Linked DNA regions of Homo sapiens: region 2 is linked to region 1. Evidence: read pairs that join two places in POLR2A ChIA-PET (ENCODE). Cell type or tissue: GM12878. All regions are shown on one strand.

What was found. ChIA-PET counts read pairs that join two places held together with the same protein. Peaks named below come from ENCODE experiments on the same cell type or tissue, not always from the same donor. Only the 100,000 strongest peaks of a DNase experiment are listed, where the experiment ranks them.
Region 2: POLR2A ChIA-PET joins it to region 1 with 9 read pairs; 4 of 35 experiments call an interaction of 5 or more read pairs at or near these places.

What each region holds. Positions count from the first base shown.
Region 1 is chr16:11,324,882-11,332,881 of GRCh38, forward strand. The region is part of intron 1 of LOC105371082 (a long non-coding RNA gene); the gene reads left to right. Among named protein-coding and RNA genes, the nearest start is that of RMI2, 17 kb to the right of the region's middle. RefSeq lists enhancers at 978-1,027, 2,465-2,524, 2,615-2,684, 2,745-2,804, 3,695-3,744 and 1 more. In GM12878, CTCF peaks have their summits at 2,037 and 3,922; DNase peaks (open chromatin) are centred at 1,060, 2,730, 3,840, 4,240 and 2 weaker places; H3K4me3 peaks cover 2,973 bases; H3K27ac peaks cover 4,603 bases.
Region 2 is chr16:11,229,704-11,237,703 of GRCh38, forward strand. No RefSeq gene overlaps it. Among named protein-coding and RNA genes, the nearest start is that of SOCS1, 22 kb to the right of the region's middle. RefSeq lists a cis regulatory region at 1,671-1,967, an enhancer at 3,442-3,681 and a silencer at 5,249-5,543. In GM12878, no CTCF peak of the experiment used is centred here; no DNase peak of the experiment used is centred here; H3K27ac peaks cover 1,415 bases.

The DNA of each region.
Region 1 (8,000 bases):
ACCCTTCTCAAGGAAATAAGGTTTGTCTGATGCTAATAATGAACTTCATTTTAGTAATGAGGATTCTGAGGTCCAGAGAGGTTAAGACTTTTATGGAGGAGCACAAGCTGGCCCAGGACCTCCACACTTTAGTGCCCTGTAACTGCTGGGAGCTTCCTGGTTGGATGGGCAGGGGAGAGCTGGCGATTTGGCATGTTGGGACAGGGGGAAGAGCAGGCAGAAGGGTGTTCCAGGCCGAGGGCACACTCCAGTGAAATCCAGGAGTGTAGACTTTGATGCCGGGTAAGGCTGGGGCAGCAAGGGGCCCGGAAAGTGCCACTGGCTGCAGTCAAAGTGGCCTGAGCAAGGTGTTCTCTGTGTTTCTGAGGCTGACCTCTGTGAACTCAGAGAGAGAAAGAGAGAGAAGGGATATTGGTGTGCGCTTGTGTGCATGTGTGCACAACCATGCGGTCTGGCAGGCTTGTGGGACAGTGCCCATGTACAAGCAGCTCTCTTGTGTGTGCAGGGCTGCTTGGAGGCCATGGTCCTGGGCTCTTGGGTGTGTGTGAGTGTGTGTGTTTCCACTGGTGGAAAATGGGTGTATCTCTTGGCAGGAGCTGGGAATGTGAGTGGGTCTGAGGTCCAGGGAGAGCAAGCCTACGGTTGCAAGTGGGCAGACTACGTGAGAGGGGTCTGGGAGCCTTTGTGTCTGTGTGCATGCGTATGTGTGCCTGCGCCTCAGAGTGTATGCATGAGTGGATGAGTGTATGCACACCTGTGTATGCAGTCATGCACACACATGCATGTGTGTGTATGTGCGTGTATATATGCTTATGTGTATGGGAGTGAATGTGCCGCCATGTGTCTGCTTGTGTCTGCAATAGCCTGAGTGTGCATGCGTGTGAGTTTTGCTTTCACATTCAGTGCTAGTCAGAGGCTCCAATTCCTGTAAACCTCATGGTCTCATCTTCCAGCAGACATCCCACAGCAGTGGCAGTGGGCACCACAGCCTAGGCTTGATCTGACTTATGGCTTCCCCTTTTCAAGCCTCTGGTTGCAGGGTGTAGAGGGGATGTAGGTGAAGGCAGGACACCCGGCCCCCAGCTGGCCGCAGGCCCCACCATCCCTGGCATCTGCGGCATGAAGCCACCCATGGGAGTCTGAGGGAAGTCACATTACTGGGACTGGCCAGGGTAGAGCTGCCCTGGGAAATGTGGGTTCACTTTCATTCTACTGAAGGTGAAAATCAGATCACGCCTCTCCTCTGTCTCTCTGAAAACCCTCCAAAGAGTCCCTGTTGCATTTCAAGCGAAACATGAGTCTCTACCCAGTATCTCAGATGTCACCAGGGCCCTGCTGGCCAGAAAGACTTGGGAAGGAACCACCCATGGTGTATCCACTGTGTCACTCTTGGCTTCGAGTCCCTTCCTGTAAAAGCTGAGTAGGAAGTCCTTGCAGGGGGCAGGGATGATTGCGTGCTTGTGGCCGTTCCTCTGTCCAGTGGGTAGACACTGGGAGGCTCTGGAGACTTGGCCATGAAGGAGACAGCCCTCCCGGTGGGCCAGAGCCTTTTCCCTTTCCATATAGCCATATGCGATAGTAAAGAGCGGTTGCTTCTCCAGGCTTTAAAAAATTTTTTATTTTATATTTTATTTTTTGAGACAGGGTCTTGCTGTGTTGCCCAGGTGGAGTGCAGTGGTGCAATCACCACTTACTGCAGCTTCAACCTCTCAGGCTCAAGTGATCCTCCCACCTCAGCCTCCAGAGTAGCTGGGACCACAGGTGTGCACCACCACACCTGGCTAATTTTTTAATTTTTTCTAGAAACAGGGTTTCCCTGTGTTGCCCAGGCTGGTCTCGAATTCCTGAGCTCAAGTAATCCTCCCACCTCAGCCTCCCAAAGTGCTGGGATTACAGGCGTGGGCCCCCGTGCCCAGTCCCTCATGCCATTTCTGTGCCACTAGGAAGTAACACTGGCTAACCAGGTTGACATTTCTCTTGTTCCCAGAGTGAAACGAATGAGTGCTTCTTCTTTAATCCTGCAACTACCCCACATGGTCAGCACTTATATTTTCACTCTTACTTGGCAGATGAAGAAATTGAGTCCTGTTAAGGAACGTGCTTAGGATCACATGCTAGGAGGTGGTCGTGCTGGAATTCAAATCCAGGCAGGTGCTAGCTTGAGAGCCACTGCTCTATAAAGCCCTTCTCAGGCCTCCACTCAGGCCAAGGGAGGAGGAAGGGCCCTCAGGCAGGAGCAGCGTGAGCAAAGGTCTGGAGCTGGGACTGAGCATGGCATGTCAGGAGAGAGAGACAAGAGCTCTGTGGCCATGGGGAGCAGCGTGAGGTCAAAATGGAGAGGCAAGAGGAGGGAGGGGTGTGGAGGTCCCTGAATGCCAGCATGAACGCTCCGGGCCTTCTGTGGGGTGGGCGGCACGGGAGAAAGGGAGTCTAGCCAGCTCCGGCTGGGTGCCCTGGCTCAAACCATCCTTGCCTCAGGCAAGGACACCTGCATGGACCCAGTCGCTCAAGTCCCAAACCAAGTCCATCCTTGAGTTCTGTCTTTGTCTCCCCTCATCGGGCCGTGGGGAGTAGAGTGAAACCGCAGCTGCAGCCTCCTGGCTAGTCTCTCCACTCCTCTGCCCCCACAGCCCAGTCTCCACGCGGCGGCCAGGGGCGTCTACTGAAAACGAAAATCAGGTCATGTCTCTCTCTTTCTCTTTCTCTCTCTCTTTTTTTTTTTTTGAGATGGAATCTCCCTCTGTTGCGCAGGCTGGAGTGCAACCACCTCCCGGGCTCAAGTGATTCTCCTGCCCCAGCCTCTCAAGTAGATGGGTTTATAGGCCACCCACTACCACGCCCGGCTAATTTTTGTATTTTTGGTAGAGACGGGGTTTTGACATGTTGGCCAGGCTGGTTTCCTGACCTCAAGTGATCCTCCCACTTTGGCATCCTAAAGTGCTGAGATTACAGATGTGAGCCACTGTGCCCAGCCTCCTCTCTCTGTCTCTCCCCACCCCTCCCCTCAAAAATGCGCATTCCTGGTACATTTAAAGCAAAATCCAAATTCCTTTAAGTGGCCTGTGAGTCTCTACCTGATCTTGCCTCACCGACCTCTTGACTGCATCACTGACTGCTCCCCCATCACTGCGCACCCATACTGGCCTTTCTGTTCCTCATACACACAGGGTCGCTCCCGCTGCAGGGCCTTAGCATTCGCCATTCCCTCTGGTGGGAGTGGCCCTTCCCCAGCCCACCAGCCCCTTCTGTCATTCAGGTCTCAGCTGAGGGAGCCTGTGCAGATAAGCCCCTCTCCCCACCCCTCCTGGTTTATTTTCTTCATCTGCATGTGCTTAGCACCCGAAATTGTCTCTTGCTCTCTCCCCATCCTTCACCAGATTATAAACTCCATAAAAGCAGGGTCTTTTGTTGGTTTTGTTCACCGCTGCATCCCAGGCATTCAGTGAGCACTTGTTGAGTGAAGAAATCAGACTCAGTCTTCCCCTCTGTAAAATGGGACCACATCAAACCTCCTGGCAGGGTAGTGGTGTGGCTCAGAGGTAACGTTTGTACACAGTTGGACTTCTTCCCTACTGGCCCAAGGACTTACCTGGCCACCCCTCCTGGAACCCAGCCTCCTCCAGCTCCCCCAAGCCCTCTGCCTTGGGAGCGGACACCTTAGCAGAAGGGCCGTCCTCCAGACCCTTTGCAGCCAGGCCTCTCTGCTCACAGATCCCTGAGGACATCCGGAGGTTGGTGCCCAGAGCCTAGCCCCAGGCTCATGCAAATTCTGTCTTCCAGTTCAGCAGCTGTGGCCTCCTTCACTCGGCCTTTTAAAAGAAATTCTTGGGCTGACTCACACTTCCTTTGTCTCCAGCTGGGTTCACTCAAGTGTCGCTGTTTTGCAAGGCTGAGGTTTGAGTCCCTCAGAAGCAATCTCTGATGCAGGGGCGCTGTGTGCTTCATTGAACTTCGAATGAAGGTCAGGCCCCCCAGAAAACCTCATACCAGGACAGTTGGGAAACTACCCCTCACTGGTGGTCAGGGCATTCTGGGTTGGAGAAACTGCTTTGGGGCTTTGGCAGGTGTTCATTTTGTCCATCCCCCTGCCTCCCACCTAACCCCATCCCAAACTCACTCAAAAAAATGCCCCTACTGCCCTGGGGGGTGCATTTCAACGTCTCATGTACCCCGCTTTTCCTTCCTTCCCTGTGAAATCAGGCGTTTGGATTCAGCGCACTGCTCAGAAGGTTTGTTTCTTTCTGTGCAAACACGTGGAGTGATGCTCTGTCTCGATTTTCTAGAACACTTCCACTTTCACAGAATTGCGGTTATTTTGAGAAAAAGGGTCTGTTACAGGTACAACAATATACTGGTACTGGTCTGCATTTCTTGTTTCTGTCCCTGGAAGAGTTTTTATGTAAATAAAGTCACACTGCTCCAGGGGAAAGGAATTCCTGAGGAATTCCCTGGAGAGAAAGGGATGAGTGATATTTAACCCATTTTCTCCCGTCTCCAGTAGAAAGAACTGGAGCTTTGGAGGCAGGCTGATTTCAGGGTCAACCTCTTCCTGGCTGTGAGGCATTGAGTAAGTTACTTAACCTCTCAAAGGGCCTGAATTTCTTGGGGGTAGATTTAGGGCACAGTTATCCCTGGATACTATTTTTGAGGGGGGAGTCGAACCTTTTTTATTTACTTATTTTTTTTAGAGACAGGGTCTTGCTCTGTCATCCAAGCTGCAGTGCAGTGGCATGATCACAGCTCACTGCAGCCTCGACTTCCTAGGCTCAAGTGATCCTACCACCTCAGCCTCCCAAGTAGCTGGGACTACAGGCACACAACACCATGCCCAGCTAATTTTTTAATTTTTTGTAGAGACGGGGGTCTCCCTGTTACCCAGCCTGGTCTTGAACTCCTGGGCTCAAGCGATCCTCCCGCTTTGGCCTCCCAAAATGTTGGGATTATAGGCGTGAGCCTGGCCTGGAACCTATTTTTAATAAATGGAAGTGAAATTCACGTAACATAAAATTAACTAATTTGAAATGAACAATTCAGTGGTGCTTAGTACATTTACAGCGTTGTGCAACTACCACCTCTCTTTAGTTGGAAAACATTTTCATCATTCCCAAAGGAAACTCTGTATCCATTAAGCAGTCATTCTCTACTCCCTCTTCTCCTTGGTAGTTAACTTAGGTACTACTGGGCTTTCTTGACTGAAGTCCCTGAAGAAGAAACAAATATTTTCCAGCTGGGCCACCACCTGTGACAAGTTGTCATTTGCACGGGGCTGGGATTCTGTTCTGGGTATGTATGTGCCATTCTATATATATGTGTGTGTGTATATATATATATATATATATATTTTTTTTTTTTTTTTTTTTTAATGCAGAGACTCACTCTGTTGACCGGGCTGGAGTGTAGTGGCATGATCTCAGCTCATTGCTACCTCCGCCTCCCAGGTTCAAGCGATTCTCCCACCTTAGCCTCCTAAGTAGCTGGGACTACATGTGTCCACCACCATGCCTGGCTAAGTTTTGTATTTTTTGGAAGAGACAGGGTTTTGCCATGTTGGCCAGGCTAATCTCGAACTCTTGACCTCAAGTGATCCACCCACCTCAGCCTCCCAAAGTGCTGGGGTTACAGGTGTGAGCCACTGCGCCCAGCCCCCCATTCTCTAAATTTTGACACAGCTGAGAGTCATCTAACCACCACCACAACCAGTACACAAAATAATTTCATCCCTCCAAAAAATTCCCACTTGCTACCCTTTTGTCATCATCCCCTCCCCTGCTCCCAGCCCCTGACAATCACTGGTCTGTTTTCTGTCCCTAGAGTTGTAGCTATGCCCAAATGTCAGATGAATGGAATCCTGTAGATGTGTACTTTTGGGTCTGGCTTCTTTTGCCCAACACCAAGTATTTGAGATTCATCCAAGTTGCTGGTTGTATCGGTAGTCCACACCTTTTCACTGCTGAGTAGTAGTTTATGGTGTGGATGTACCACAGCTTGTTAAATTCCTCTGTTAAATTGGGTTGTCTCCAGTTTGGGGTGATGATGAATAGACTGCCCTCAACATCTATGTATAGGTTTTTGTGTGAATGTAAGTTTTCTTTTCTTTTTGACATAGGGTCTTGCTGTGTTGCCCAGGCTGGAGTGCAGTAGTGTGATCATAGCTCACTGCCCCCTTGACCTCAGGGGTTAAGTGATCCTCCCACCTCGACCTCCCAAAGTTCTAGGACTACAGGCGTGAGATGCCACACTCAGCCTTGAATCTAAGTTTTTATTTCTCTAGGTTAGACACCCAGAAGTGGAAACGCTGGGTTGTATGGTGAGCGGATGTGATTCTGCTCTGTTTGACCTGGGTAAGTTAAATCTCTGTAGACCTCAATCTCCCACTTCTGTAAAATGGGTATAAGAACAGTGCCAACTCCATTGGGTTATTGTGAGGATGAATGAGACACATAAGGCACAGAGTAAGTGCTCAATAAATGTTGCCTTTTGTTTTTGGGTTGGAATTTTTTTTTCTTTTTCTTTTTTTTTTTTTTTTTGAGACGGAGTCTCGCTCTGTCGCCCAGGCTGGAGTACAGTGGCGCAATCTCGGCTCACTGCAAACTCCGCCTCCCAGGTTCACACTATTCTCCTGCCTCAGCCTCCCGAGTAGCTGGGACTCCAGGCGCCCACCACCATGCCCGGCTATTTTTTTTGTATTTTTAGTAGGGACGGGGTTTCACCGTGTTAGCCAGGATGGTCTCGATCTCCTGACTTCGTGATCCGCCCGTCTCGGCCTCCCAAAGTGCTGGGATTACAGGCGTGAGCCACCGTGCCTGGCTGGATTGGATTTTGTTTCATCCATATCTTTGGCCATGTTTTTACCTGCAGCATGGGGGCCATTGGCCAGTGCTGTTGAAAGAGGTGGGGTATGAGGATTTCCTTGAACCCCCTTTTTAGGGCCAGAGGTTGGACTCCTGGGGAATTCATTATCAAGTCTGGCTGTAGACAGAGGTCCTCTCTGTAGAAAAAACATGAGTTAGGATGGTCCAGTCCCTTTATTCCACAGAAGGGGAAAGTGAGGCTCAGAGAGGGACAGTGTCTTGCCCAAGGCCACTCAACCAGGCAGTGGCAGAGAAACAGTTGGCTCCAGAGCTCCTGACTTGCCAGCCCCATGTACCTCCACCTTGATCCAGTAGCCAGTGTTTGTTGAATGACTGAGTGTGAATGAGTGAGAACACATTCCTAACACATTAGGAACACAGGCTCTGGAGCCAGCCTGCCAGGGTTTCATATCAGGTTCTTCCCTGCACAAGCTGTGTGATTTTGAGCACATTCTTTGACTTCTCTGAACCTCAGTTTCTTCATCTGTAAAATGGGTACAATCATTGTATCTGCTGTACAGAGTGATCAGGAGGCTTAAATGAGGTTACGTGTCCAGGCATGGTGGTTCACACCTATAATCCCAGCTCTTTGGGAGGCCGAGAGTTCCAGATCAGCCTGGCCAACATGGTGAAACCCTGTCTCTACTAAAAATACAAAAAAATTAGCTGGGCGTGGTGGCAGATGCCTGTAATCCCAGCTACTTGGGAGGCTGAGGCAGGAGAATTGCTTGAACCCGGAACAAGGAGGTTGCAGTGAGCCAAGATTGCGCCATTGCACTCCAGCCTGGGCGACAAGAGCGATACTCTGTCCGCCCCCCCCCAAAAAAAAAGATAATTTATGCAAAGACTTAAAACAGTGTCAGGCACACAGTAAGTGCTGAATTAAAGCTAACTTTCGCCAGGCGCAGTGGCTCAAACCTGTAATCTCAGCACTTTGGGAGAGTAGGGAAGGAGGATCGCTTGAGCCCCAGAGTTTGAGACGAGTCTGGGCAGCTAGTGATGACCCCATGTTTACAAATAATTTAAAAATTAGCCAGGTGTGGTGGCATGCAGCTGTGGTCCCTGCTACTCAGTAGGCTGAGGCAGGAGGACTACCTGGGCCCAGGAAGTCGAGGCTGCAGTGAGCTATGATCATGCCACTGCACTCCA
Region 2 (8,000 bases), 95 kb before region 1:
GCTAGACCATACGTTCCTCAAGGGCAGAGGATTTGGTCTGTTTTATTCACTGCCAACAGCCCAGAGCCAGGAAGAATGCCTGTCATATAATAAATGTTCAGTGAATGTTTGTTGAATAAATGAACAATGTATATGCCCCTATAGGATAAATGCCAGTGTTATTCCCATTTTTCAGCTGCGACGCAAGAGCTCAAGAAGTGAACTGGCTCCCATTGGCACGGCAGAAGGAGCCGTGGTGGGACTCTGATGTGGAGCCGCCTTGAGCTGCAGAGCCAGGACTCTGCACAGCACCTGCCTTGGCCCTTTTAAGGTCTCTGCTTCTGGATCTGCCAGGTAAGGCCTGATCCTGGGCCAGATGCCAGAGGGCCCTTCCTGTTGGCATCTCTGCAAAGCCTCATGTGTTGTCTGATGGCAACATCGTACTGGGAGAGCCCTGGAGGCCTGGAGCAGGACCAAGGGACAGTCAAGTGGACAAAGGCCTTTCTGAGGAGGAAGCAGGTGAGAGGAAGGAGTCCTGAGTGGCAGGACCAGCCCTGGGAAGGACAGTGTCCTTCACAGCTCAGAGGTCAGAGTTGAATCAGGCCCACAAACCCTCCCTGAGCCTCTGCTCTGGGCTCCTCATGGATAGGCCTAAGAGCCAGGGGTGATTCAGACTTAGGTATTAAAGTGGGGGACAGACGCAGGAGGGTCCTTCAAAGGGGGCTATTTTAACTTTTATTTATTCATTTACTTACTTGCTTACTTACTTATTTGAGGCAGAGTCTCGCTCTGTTGCCCAGGCTGGAGTGCAACGGTGCAATCTCAGCTCACTGCAACCTCCGCCTCCCAGGTTCAAGCGATTCTCCTGCCTCAGCCTCCCGAGTAGCTGGGATTACAGGCACCTGCCACCATGCCCGGCTAATTTTTGTATTTTTAGTAGAGAAGGGGTTTCGCCATGTTAGCCAGGCTGGTCTCGAACTCCTGACCTCAAGTGATCCATCTGCCTAGGCCTCCCAAAGGGCTGGGATTACAGGCGTGAGCCACCGCACCCAGCTGCTATTTTTATTTCATTTCAGCCCTATTCTGATCCTTCTTGGGGATAATGTCTCCCCATCTCATAGATGGGGAAATACAAACTCAAATTGGTGAAGGAATTGTCCCAAGGTCATTTGGCTAGAAAGAAGCACATCGAGTTGGATGACAATGATAATAATAATGTGACTCCCGAGTAGCTGGGACTACAGGCACCCACCATCACGTCCGGCTAATTTTTTGTATTTTTAGTACAGGTGGGGTTTCACCGTGTTAGCCAAGATGGTCTCAATCTCCTGACCTCGTGATCCCCCTGCCTCGGCCTCCCAAAGTGCTGGGATTACAGGCGTGAGCCATTGTGCCCAGCCTCTAGTTCTTTCTTATTCTCTTATTCTGAGTGTTCCTTTTCACAGCATCTTATTCTTCTTATATGAATGCAATATATTTTATTTCTCTGAAGCTTCCTTATTTTCTCGAAGACTTTTGTTTCTCCCCACCTGGCTCTGTTTTTTTGGAGTTTTTTTCCTCTCTTGGTTTCGGTCTTTGACTTTCATTTTACAAGCTGCCCTCAAGGTTTCAGTGACCCTCCATTGCACGTTCGTATTGAAGAGCAGGGAACTGAAAAAGATACTGGGAAATGAAGACCCTTGGAAGCTCCATGTCTGTGGCAGGACGTGTGGACAGGGGAGGCTTGTTGGGATCTGGCTGTCCTTGTAAGATCCCAAAGCCAGCATCGGAAGCGTCGTCTGAGAGGATCCCTGTGACCTCCTGACTGCAGAGAAAGCAGGCTGCCAGCTTCCAGGAAGCAAGCAGGGGGATGGGGCCAGGGGCGTCTCCCTGACAGGCACGTGGCCTTTCCCTTCCCTCCTTGTTTCAGGACTGACCCACCCCAATTCACTTTGCTGTCCTCAAACTCTAAGCCTCCAGCACAGGTTTTATTTAGATAGTATATTTATGATGGGTGTTGATAAAGATTGGAGGGTAAATGGCCTCCCAACTTACCCCTTGGCACCCCTCGGATGCCAGGTGGTAGGGTGTGAAAATGAACCAGACCTGCTGGTTGAAGACCTGCTAATTATTGAGCAACTACTATGTGTCAGGCGCTGAATCTAAATCAGGGTTTTGCCATGCAGGGAACATCTGGGCATGTCTGGAGACATTTTCAGTGTTACAAATCGCTGTAGGGGTGGGTACTACTGGTATCTAGTGGGTAGAGGCCAGGGATGCCACTAAGCGTCCTAAAGTGCACAGTGCAGCCTCCCATACCAGGCTCTGAATGTGAATAGAGCCAAGGTCAAGAAACCCTGCTCTAGAAAGATGAAAGACACATTCCCTGACTTCACAGGACAGGAGTAAAGAATTTCTGGTTCCAGCCGGGCACACTGGCTCACGCCCATAATCCCAGCACTTTGGGAGGCTGAGGTGGGCAGATCGTTTGAGGTCAGGAGTTCAAGACCAGCCTGGTCAACATAAATGAAACCCCATCTCTACTAAAAATGCCCCCCAAAAAAACAAAAATATTAGCTGGGTGTGGTGGCACATGCCTGTAATCCCAACTGCTTGGGAGGCTGAGGCAGGAGAATCACTTGAACCTGGGAGATGGAGGTGGAAGTGAGCCAAGATCATTCCATGAACTCCAGCCTGGGTGACAGAGCGAGACTCTGCTGAGAGAGAGAGAGAAGGAAGAAGAAAAAGTAAAAGAAGAAGAAGAAGGAGGAGGAGGAGGAGGAGGAGGAGGAGGAGGAGGAGGGGCAGGGGGGAGGAGGAGGGGGAGGGGGGAGGAGGAGGGGGGAGGAGGAGGGCGAGGGGGAGGGGGAGGGAGGGAGAGAAGTAGAAGAAGAAGAGTAAAGAAGGAAGGAAGAAAAGAGAAAGAAAAGAAAGAAAGAAAAAAGAAAGAAAGAAAAAGAAAGAAAGAAAAAAAGAAAGACCCTGCTCTAGCAAGATGAAAGACACATTCCCTGGCTTCATAGGAAAGGGGCAAATAATTTCTAGTTCTGGCCAGGCACAGTGGCTCGCACCTGTAATCCCAGCACTTTGGGAGGATGAGGTGGGAGGATGCCTTGAACCCAGGAGTCTGAGACCAGCCTGGGCAACATATCAAGACCTTGTCTCTATCAAAAAAAGAAGAGAAAAGAAAAGAGAAAAAAAATAATTTCTAGATCCTCAGCATCTGCTATGTTCCAGGGGCAGGAGGAAGCTCTGTCTTCACTTTGGCAGCAAGCCTGTAGCCTAGGCATTCTCAGCCCGTTTTGCTGGAGGGGGCATTTGAGGCCTGGCCAGCTTAGCCAGCCTACAAGGAGTGTTACTGGGGTGAAAACAGCCAGCGGGGACCAGTCTGCTTGTGGCCCGCCAGGTGCCTGGGATGGGGAAGCAGCAAATGCCCACCTTCCTGCCCAACCCCCTCCTCCCTCTTCATGGGGGGAACTGGGGGTGGCAGCGGCTGCCGGGTGCGAGCGGGCTCAGGCCTGTGGCCCTGCCTGACGTTGGTCCCCATCAAGCCATGTGACGAGACCAGGCCACAAGAAAGAGGTTTCAACAAGCGTTATCGTTTCCTGGAACTCCAACTCGGCGACTTCCCCGAAGACCGGCTGTGCCTGGCGGGCGGGCTGCGCACAGCGGGGACAAGGCTGCCCCCTTCCTCCTCCGCTGCCTCCGCGGCCGCGTCTATCTCAGTCTGACTACCTGGAAGCAGCACTCCACCCTCCAGCCCAGCGGCCCTCGGCTCAGCTGCCAGGTCACCGGCAACCCCGGGAGCGGTGGGGCAGGGGCTGCTCCGCCAGCCTCTGTGATGTTCAGGCCGGGCTGCACCAGCCCGGGACCCCTAGGTGCCCAGAAACCCACTTCCTCTTGTTTCTGCCCCTGAACAAGCTTCTCAGGGCAGCTGACAATCAGACTTAGCACAGATGTGCCTCAGTGTTGCTCTCAGAGAAATGAACACAAGGCTAGACGCAGTAGCTCACACCTGTAATCCTAGCACTTTGGGAGGCCGAGGTGGGCGGATCATTTGAGGTCAGGAGTTCGAGACCAGCCTGGCCAACATGGTGAAATCCCGTCTCTACTAAAAACACAAAAATTAGCCAGGCGTGGTGGTGGGCGCCTGTAATCACAGCTACTCAGGAGGTTGAGGCACAAGAATCACTTGAACCCAGGAGGCAGAGGTTGCAGTGAGCTGAGAGTGAACCACTGCACTCCAGCCTGGACAATAGAGCGAGATTCCATCTAAAAAAAAAAAAAAAGAAAAGAAAAGAAAAGAAAGAAAAGAAATGGAAACAAATCTCCCACCCCATTCATCCTGCCCACCAGACAGGGGCCTCTCTGGATCCAGGCGGATAGTTTCTGTTTCTGGCTGACTAGGCCCTAGAAATCCAGAGAAGGGGCTAAAACCTCACTTTGGTGGAGGTGGGGTGGCTGAGAACTCAAATTCTTGGGTACCACCATCTCGGTGATGACTCTGGGATAAGTCACTTCCTCAGTTCCCCAGTTCACAGAAACCCCAGTTGTAAATATAGACCTGGCCACAATGGGGCGGGGTGGTGGGCCCAGGGGCAGAGTGAGATGGGGAGTGAGGAGGAAGAACCAAGGACAAAATCTGATTCCTCTGAAAAGGCAGAAGCCTCCAGGCCAATGGGGTTTTCTTAACCTGCTTTTGGGAAGGAAAGACTGTCAGGCTTTTGGTCTCTCTGGGCCTCAGTTTCCTCCTCTATAAAATGAAAATGATATTAGCTTGAGCCATATGAAATTGCCAACACTCTTGTGGTTTCGACCTCCAAAACCAGCAATTTCATATGATGCTCTAACATGACTTATCTGGAAAACTGCAGACTGAAATGAGATCCTGCAAAGTGCTTAGCAGAGTGATTGCATATAATAGGTGCTCAATAAACAATAGGCCTTATGTTATAATACTTTTTCAAATAAAAATATTATTTTTTTGTAGAGACGGGGGTCTCACTAGGTTGCCTAGGCTGGTCTTGAACTCCCGGGCTCAAGCGATCCTCCTGCCTTGGCCTCCCAAAGTGGGATTACAGGTGTGAGCCACTGCACCCGGCCATAATATATATCTTATATCTCTTATATCTCCTATCTAATGATATGTCACCAGTAATAATAATGGCAGTGCTCCTAATTCTTTCACCCATCCTCTCCTTGTCAAACCCACAGCCACTTCCACTTACTGAGCACACTGTGCACCCAGGACAGATATAAATGTTCTCCATTCGGTTTTCACCACTTACTGTCACCCACAAGCGTGAGCCTGTGCAGGCATGGTGTCAGAGCTCAGGATTCATGTGTACACAGCATATAAGCCAGCACGATCTCATTCTGTGTCCCTTCTCATTCTGGCCATCTCACTCCAGAGTGAGAACCAGTCTCTCCTCATTTGGCGCATGCTTGCTGAGGATGGCCCTATTGCTACATTAACTTGTGCAAGCCACACCACGCTCATGGTTAATCTTGAGTTTATATCCTACTATAGTGTTAAGATCAAAAGTCATCCTTGGCCAGGCGTGGTGACTCAAGCCTGTAATCCTAGCACTTTGGGAGGCCGAGGCGGGCAGGTCACTTGTGGTCAGGAGTTCAAGACCAGCCTGACCAACATGGCGAAACCCTGTCTCTACTAAAAACACAAAAAATTAGCTGGGCGTGGTGTAATCCCAGTTACACATTGAGGCACGAGAATCACTTGAACCTGGGAGGCAGAGGTTGCAGTGAGCCGAGATGGCGCCACTGTACTCCAGCCTGGGCAACAGAGCAAGACTCTGTCTCAAAAAAAAAAGTCACCTTCTATTGGAGCAATTGATATTTTTAAGCCAAATGTAGGATATTTATGTCTTCAATTTCATCTTTGTACCCACTCAGTGTCCCAGTCCAGGGTTTGTTTGGGATCTGGCTCTGTTGCCCAGTGAATTCATTGTCCTTGCAATAAGCAGGTTGTCTGGCTTCTAATGAAGGAATCCAGGAAGAAGGAAGGAAGAGCATTAGCTGAGGCCGGAGCCCTGTGGCATACCACATAAGACCGCTCAGCCAGCTGTCACATGTGTGTGCAAGCGTGTGGTGTGTGTGTGTGTAGTTAATAATTTACAGAGTTGGCCGCCAGGTGCAGTGGCTCATGCCTATAATCCCAACACTTTGGGAGGCTGATGCAGGATTACTTGGGGCCAGGAGTTTGAGACCAGCCTAGACAACATAGACTCCGTCTCTACAAAAACAAAACAAAACAAAACAAAATTAGCCAGGTGTGGTAGCACAGTCTATATAATCCCAGCTACTTGGGAGGCTGAGGCTGGAGGATTGCTTGAGTCCAGGAGTTTAAGGCTGCAGTGAGCTAGGATCATGCCACTGCACTCCAGTCCTGGCAACAGGGCAAGACCCCGGCTTAAAAAAAAAAAAAAAAAGTAAAACACATTTATAAAGTTTCCAACCTGGATATTAATGCTTCTGTCTGGCTTTAAACCTCACTGAAGGGCCGGGCGCAGTAGCTCATGCCTGTAAGCTCAGCACTTTGGGAGGCCAAGGCAGGCGGATCACGAGGTCAGGAGTTCGAGACCAGCCTGACCAATATGGTGAAAACCCGTCTCTACTAAAAATATAAAAATTAGCTGGACATGATGGCACGTGCCTGTAATCCCAGCTACTCAGGAGGCTGAGGCACGAGAATCACTTGAACCCAGGAGGCGGAGGTTGCAGCAGTGAGCCGAGATCACACCACTGCACTCCAGCTTGGGGACAAGACTGAAACTCTGTCTCAAATAAATAAATAAATAAATAAATAAAAACACAACTCATTGAAGGCTAATTTTGGCCTTGCCACATGTTAGCTGTGTGACCTTGAGCAAGTTGTTTCACCTCTCCGGGCCTCAGTTTTCTCATCTGAGAAATGGAGATTGTAACAGTTTTCCCCCTATGGGGTGGTAGAAAGGATGACTGAGACGGTGTACATGGCACTTCCAGCAGTGCCTGGCGTGCCATCGCAGTTTGAGCCAGAGCCATGGAGCGTCTCTGCACCAGATGGATCCTGAAAAGTTGAACAACAGCACGTCTCCAGGGCCAGCAATTTGGCAGAGGCAGGAGGGAGGCAAGGCTGTCCCTTAGGGACTGGAGTGCCAGGCCTCCATGCAGGCTCCCTAGGAGGCCAGTCTCCCTCCTCTCATAATGCAGCCTCAAAGCCTTGGTTGTGTCTAGTTTGACAGGGACTGACCAGCAGCCGCTTCCCACTTGGCCCAGGGCTTTGGGGCTCCCAGCCAGAGTGACTTCCCCAGTCTAAGCCTCAGTTTTCCCATCCATGAAAAGGGAACAAACCCGCAGTGGACGGTTAGGAGCACTTGGTGAAGTAAACCACATCCCAAGGTCAACACTGGGTCCGTTCCCCATTCTGGCTGGGCCTGGGCTTCCTTACTGCCCTGATGGGGATGACAGCTCCTCCCTAGCTAGTCAATGACCTAGAAGGATGCTTATGAAATGCTAAGTGGAAAAAAAGTGTGTTGCAATATGGGTCATAAGAAATGGTGTCTTTTCTTTTCTAAAGAGAGAATAGGCTGGGTGCAGTGGCTCACTCCTGTAATCCCTACAATTTGGGAGGCCAAAGCAGGAAGATCACTTGAGGCCAGGAGTTCGAGACCAACCTGGGCAACATAGTGAGACCTCTGTATCCATAAAAAATTTTTAAAAATTAGCCAGATGTGGTGGCACGTGCCTGTAGTCACAGCTACTCTGAGACTGAGGTGGAAGGATCACTTGAACCCAAGGAATTTGAGGCTGCAGTGAACCGTGATCACACCACTGCACTTCAACCTGGGTGACAGAGCAAGACCGTGTCTCAAAAAAAAGAGAAAGAAAAAACTATATATGTGTGTGTATCTGCAGAAATCAGGTTAGAAATACACACATTACACACACACATACATATGTGTGTGTATATATATATAATTTATTTAATACTAACGTTATTGGTAGGTTCTTTAAACATTTTTTGAAACAAATGTGGAAAT